Linked DNA regions of Homo sapiens: region 2 is linked to region 1. The links are chromatin loops, found by intact Hi-C in ENCODE. Cell type or tissue: heart right ventricle. All regions are shown on one strand. Each heading gives the region's core, and the rest is flanking DNA. Links, peaks and the distances in the headings are about the cores only.

Evidence for each region. Peaks named below come from ENCODE experiments on the same cell type or tissue, not always from the same donor. Only the 100,000 strongest peaks of a DNase experiment are listed, where the experiment ranks them.
Region 2: a loop joins it to region 1, with 2.0 times the contacts of the local background. A loop is called at or near these places in 3 of 110 quality-filtered maps.

The regions. Positions count from the first base shown.
Region 1 is chr2:134,103,931-134,106,430 of GRCh38, reverse strand. No RefSeq gene overlaps it. Among named protein-coding and RNA genes, the nearest start is that of MIR3679, 22 kb to the left of the region's middle. In heart right ventricle, for the core only: no CTCF peak of the experiment used is centred there; no DNase peak of the experiment used is centred there.
Region 2 is chr2:134,027,633-134,031,407 of GRCh38, reverse strand. It overlaps LOC105373628 (a long non-coding RNA gene), which reads left to right and starts at 122. Exons shown (of 5, transcript XR_001739715.2): 1 at 122-550; 2 at 1,846-1,889; 3 at 2,614-2,973. In heart right ventricle, for the core only: no CTCF peak of the experiment used is centred there; a DNase peak (open chromatin) is centred at 2,695; H3K4me3 peaks cover 1,058 bases; H3K27me3 peaks cover 1,408 bases.

The sequences.
Region 1 (2,500 bases), core at 1-2,500:
CTTACACTGGGTCATGGTCAGAAGCTCTGAAAGCCGTGGCTCTTGTAGTGATTGAGTAAACTTCAACTCCCTACAGTACTAACGATCTATTTGTGTAAAACCTTTCTGCCCCTGGAAGCAAGGCTTGACATAATAGCAAAGCAAATGGTGACACTACCCAAATTAATTTGGAAACAGAGGCATTTTTCTGTGGATGTTTCTGCCATGAGTGTTCAGGTTTCTGTGTTCTCTTTGTCCTCTATCCAGCTGAAGGGGTGGGGTGGGGGTAATATTTCATTCTAATGTTTTAAGCTATGACTTCAAACTTATGGGAAAAGAATAGATATTCAATAATGGAAAAACAATGGGTATTTTGCTTGCACGACATCAAAGGATGGTAGCAGTCCCTGCTGCCCTGTTCTCAGGCCATGACAAATGCCCCCACAGTGCCATTCTTGAGTGAGGTGGGGGACAGAAATTGGCTTTGAACCATGCTGGGGACCTGTGTCTGCAGCCAGCAGACACTTGCACAGCAATATGAGAGACCTCATGCTCTAAAAAAACTCCCCAGCTCAGCTGGGCTGGGAACTAGTAGCAAATCAAGTTGGCATTCCTAATGAAGGTTAGAACAATCCCTGAGACAAACAAGAATCTTAAAATCTACTCCTGTGTGTGCAAACTTATGAGGAAGCTGAGATGCTGTTCTTTTAATTTCTCATGTTTTGATGAAATGTATCATATACATATATATTTTATTTTACTTTAAGTTCTGGGATACATGTGAACAATGTGCAGGTTTGTTACACAGATATACATGTGCCATGGTGGTTTGCTGCATCTATCAACCCATCATCTAGGTTTTAAGCCACACATGCATTAGGTATTTGTCCTAATGCTTTCCCTCCCCTTTCCCCACTCCTCCCAACAGGCCCCAGTGTGTGATGTTCCCCGCCCTGTATCCATGCATTCTCATTGTTAACCCTCATTTATGAGTGAAAACATGCTGTGTTTGTTTTTCTGTTCCTGTGTTAGTTTGCTGAGAATGATGGCTTCCAGCTTCATCCATGTCCCTGCAAAGGACATGAAGTCATTCTTTTTTATGGCTGCATAGTATTCCATGGTGTATATGTGCCACATTTTCTTAATCCAGTCTATCATTGATGGGCATTTGGTTGGTTCCAAGTCTTTGCTATTGTAAATAGTGCTGCAATAAACATACGTGTGCTGAAACACATCATATATTTTAACAAACAAACTCAACCTTTGCCATGGCTTTGTAACTTCCTCTGCATTTCAAGTCTCAGACATATTTAGACCATTGGTGCTTCTCCCCATCCATCTTACTTTAGTTCCCTGCTTTCATTGTAGAGCAGAGGTTTAAGCAGGAGCACTAAGTAGATACTGATGTAAAAGGAACTTTCCTAGAGCTGTATAGTGTTAGCCATTGCCATAGATCTTAGTCAGTCTCATTTCCTGCCCTCCCCCACACACAATACGTGTAGCATTAGCAAGACCTTAACCACACCCTAACCTCCAGAACCTCATTATTTTATTTGATCAGTTAACTTTAGTCACTCTTGCCTGAATAGCTATGCAGATATGGTATCAAGTGGAACCTTTACCTACCTCCACAACTTCCAACCAGATTGATGTTACTCAGTCACTCCTATAAGGGAATATTGGAGGCCCACTGGTGTCAGAGCTCCCAGGCAGCAACACTTAGCCAAGAAAGCACAAAAAGGTAACAATGACTGAAGTTCTAGTAGTAGTCATGGCTAATTCTACATACCAGGTATAATTCTGCTCATTTTAACTACAGTGTCACAACACTCCTCTGAAATAGATGCTATTAACATCATTTTACAATGGAAGAAAACTCTGGTTAAGTAACTTGTTCAAGATTACAGAGCCATGGTGGCAAAGTCTAGATCCAAACCCAGAGAGCTTGGCCCTGCTGCTCAGTCTCCTAGCAAAATGGCATTGCACTCCTAACTCTAAGCCCTTTCCACCTCCCTGCAGACTGGGTTCTAATTTGTGTGAGAGGCCCAGATGTCCCTCCCCATCCTGTCCTTGACTACCTCTCCAGCCACCCCTTTCCTTGAAGCCACCTCAATGTACACTGTCTGGAACTCTTGGTGCCCTGAAGTTGCAACACTGTTTGTAGATGCTTTTGTACAACTTCTTCCTTTCCACATGACCCCCTCAAGGGAATAGGAATGTCACTGACTCTGTCTGAAGGAATATTTTAAAAGATAATCATTTGTAAACTTTAGTGTTTGACTTCTATGGTAAAAAAAATTTTTAAGACCGGGCATGGTGGCTCACACCTATAATTCTAGCACTTTGGGAGGCTGAGGCGGGCACATCGCCTGAGCTCAGGAGTTCAAGACCACCCTGGGCAACATGGCAAAACCCTGTCTCTATGAAAATACAAAAAATTAGCCAGGCGTGGTGGCAGGAGCCTGTAGTCCCAGCTACTCGGGAGGCTGAGGCAGGAGAATCGCTTGAACCCAGGAGGCAG
Region 2 (3,775 bases), core at 1,163-3,662, 76 kb after region 1:
AAGTTGCAAAAATAACACAGAGAGTTCCTGTGTACCTTTCACCCAGCTCCCCCAATGATAACATCTTACATAACCATCATCACCGGTTATTATTCCATGATTAACTCTCCTCTCTACCCTCAGTGGAGGCCCAGAGCAATCAGCCTTCACATCTGAAAGAGCCTAATAGCAAGCTGCAGCATTTTTGCAATGTGAGAGTGAGGAGCTGAGATGAAAACCCAAGCTTCCTAGTTCCTAATCCAGAGCTTGTAGTGTCTTTGTGATACAGCCTTGCAGAGAGGTTAAAAAAAAATCCCCAAATGAAAACTGATGGCTTATCTATTTAAAGTAGAGGCAGCAAATAACTCATGAATTCATGCCTTTGCTTATTACGTCCCTTGCAGTGGAGATGGATGGATGAGTCGATCTATCTCTGCCTACATGTCTCTCTGCACTATGCAAGGAAGATGAGATAGGTTGGGGAAAGCAGTGAGGTATGATGGATAGAGGACATGGCCGAGACTCAGAGAACTGAAGATATAGCCCTAGTTCTGCCGACAGAGTGAACTTGGTAAGTCATTCTCTGAGCTGTTATTTCTCTGTTTGTAAAATGGCAATGGAGGAAGACTAGGCTGGGGAAGGAAAAGTTGGAGGCTCAAAATTGTATGAGTCTATGGAAATGGGTGTGTCAGGCTGGGCTTCCTAGGAAGCTAACTCTGAGAAGTAGGGTAATATGCAGGCTACTTGTTAAGGCGAAGCTTTCATGGGAGGAAGGGGCTGAAGCAGGATTGGGCAGGGAGAGAAGTTGAGGCCCAATGACAGCCTTGGCAACTGCGTGAGGAGTTGTGGAGCTAGAACACCCTTTGGCATAGTAACAAGTAGAGGTGAAAGGTCCAAGCCTTGACACCCACATCCATCTGGTCAGGCAGCCCTCTGCAGCAGAGGCCATTTTTCCCGATGACATTCTCAACTGCTGGTCAACAAGGTCTTCATTAAAGGGTTATCTGGAAGGCCCACCACCATGTCCACCATAAGGCAAAAACATGACATGGCTTTTAATCAATAGAATAATAGAAATAATAAACATTAACATTCACAGGGATATTAGAGATCATGTAGCTCAACCTCCTCATTGAACGGGGGAGGAAAAAGGAAGATTCAGTGACTTGCCCAAGGTCATACAGCAAGGTCATGGCCAACCGAGTCCTGGCCCTTGTCTCCATTCTTTCCAGAATAGGACAGCTCACATGCTATATACCTGCTAAACATCCTCCTCTCTATGTAGAGAGGGCCAGGCAGGCCACAAGCAGTCCTGAGGGTGCTACAAGCTGGCCTTGGCCACAGCCATGGGGGTCTGAAGCCCATGCTGGTTGTTTCTAACAACTCTTTTACCCCCAGTGCCTTCAGTCTTTCAAATAAAGTGGCATTCATCCTTCTGGCTGTCTGTGAGCCTGTCCAGGGAGTATTTTCAAAGCAATCTTTTCTCCTTGGAGCCTGGTTAAAAAGGGGAAAAAGTTAAAAACGCATTAGGATTAGGCTCAGTGGTGATGGTGTCTCAGAGCCTTAGGCCGAATGGGAAATTCATCAATTCATCATTCAAAGCTGGACTGACAGAACACAGAGCCAAGCCGGAGAGGACTGGAAACTGGCATTTCCCCCTGGATTTGCACAATTCCTCTGCAAGGATCGTGGGGGCCTGGGTTGGAGAGCCCTACATGGCTGGATAATGAACTTCCGTTGTCCTGCTGAGAGCTGGCCTCTGTGTCTGGCAGCACTTGGGGAGTGTGCATGTGTGAGGAATTGGGGGAAAGCATGCCAGAAATGGTTACATTTTATAAGAAATGTCTTATCTTTTTCCATTCACAGAGGAAAAGAAAACATCAGCACCAGAGCCAAACCTATTTCTCCGGGTAATCCATCTCTGTACTGCTGCTCCCTGCAAATCTCTCTCGCGTTAGGTTCCCTGGCTTCAGACTAATGCACACACTGTATTCCTCAGAAATTTAGTAAGAGACCTACGTGTCTTTTGTAATTTGTATTATCTGTGTCTTATCTCCACATAATGTGCTAATATGGAAATTAATTTCATGCTCATCAGATAGCAAAGTAAATTATCAAGGTATGGGTTTCTTTTAGTATTGTTGAAAGTTCTCCCCACCCCACTGTCTGGCAGCTGAATACTTAATATTATCCAAACAGGGAAAATTAACTTGCTGCAAATACATCCGAGCTAATTTAGAGCTGAAGCGATTCCTTCGCTTCTCAAGCCCACGTGGGACTTGACCCTACTTGCTCAGTCTCTTCTCATCACTCTGTCTGGGTACCCCCTGCATCCTCTCTAACTCAACTGCCCTCCAGAAGGTCAGTTAAATGCATTACACGTTCTCAAGCCACTGTCCTTTGTATAGACCTGTCCCTTTGCCTAGATCATCCTTCCTTGCCTTCTTTCCCTGAGCAACATCTGCTTCATCTTTCAAGAATGCTAAAATGTCACTTCTCTGAAAGCTTGGAGTTGGGGCTCTCTTTGTGTGTGTTCATGTGTTATCTGAGGCTGGGGATGGCACAATCCCACAGGTGGGGGTGTCAGATATCCCCCAGGGAGCTGAGATTTGATTCGTTGCTCCCTCCCCACAGGGAGAGGATTCCTGCAGGGGAGGTCTGCTCATGTTCTGGGGGCTGCCCTCCATCATGGCTACCTACCTTCGGAATGTTTGCTTTCACTGGGCCCTCCTGGATGGATTGGCAACTCTTCCCAAGTCAGACCCTGGTATGCCCTTGTTGGTTTCTAGCAGTTAGCAGGCTGGGCAAGGAGGCGACTGGGAAGAGTCCTCCTCAATGAACGCATGCGTGTAAGAGGGAAGGAATGAACTACGAACAGGAAGTAAATTTCTTTCCAAGAGAAAAAAGCTGGAAAAATAATTGTTCCTCTTGTTTAGAAGATGACAGCTTTTTTTTTTCTTCATTAAGCGCCCTTCTCTTCAAAAGACAAAAAAGGTAAGATTCTCTGGGTCAGAAGCCAGACAGACTTTTTCACAGCTCTGAAAAAGTGAGAACAGCGAATTCACTTCCCTTCTCCCAAAAGGCATGTGCCACCGGGTGCTCCTGCTCCCTGCAAGATCCCTTCCTGTAGAGTTAGGAGGTAGAGGTGTGGCTCCGATGTGTTCCCCAGGCGTCCCTGTGAGGTCGGCGCCCTCCCCTGTCCATTCCCCTTAGAGCCTTGGGTCGCTTCCCACCCCGCGTCCCCTGGGACACCACTGGACGCCTGGCCCTGCCCGTGAGCGCCGCTCCACTCCGCCTGGATGTGGGCACGCGGGAAGGCCACTGCCCAGCCGCCACTCCCGGCTTCCCTGAAGGGCAGGGCAGGGGCGGGAACGGAAGGGAGCTGCATGGAAGGAAGCCGTTTGGGAACTGTGGTTGGTCTGACTGGGTGTTGGGTTTGTGGCTACCCAGAGAAAGGCACGGAGTTAGCCCTTCGCAGTGGGTGACGCCCTGCTCCTCGCCCGGTCCCCCTCAGCTCAGCCTCCTGTGAAAGAGAATCTGGGGCTACAACGCACTTCCCTCCCCAACTCCGGGGAACGCCGTCTCCCTGCAGCGTAGTAGGAAAGGCGCCCCTGCAGGGGTGCAGCTGCAGCCCCAGGGAGAAGCCCCTTCAACCCCCCACGCTAGGAGAGGCCCACCGCCCTGGCCCAGAGGTCGGCCTGGCCTCAGTTTCCCTCCCTCTGTCCTCCGCCCCCAGCTCCCTCTCCCCAGAACTAGGCAGGGCAGGACAGCCCTTGGGGGTCTTGGCTCTTTACTT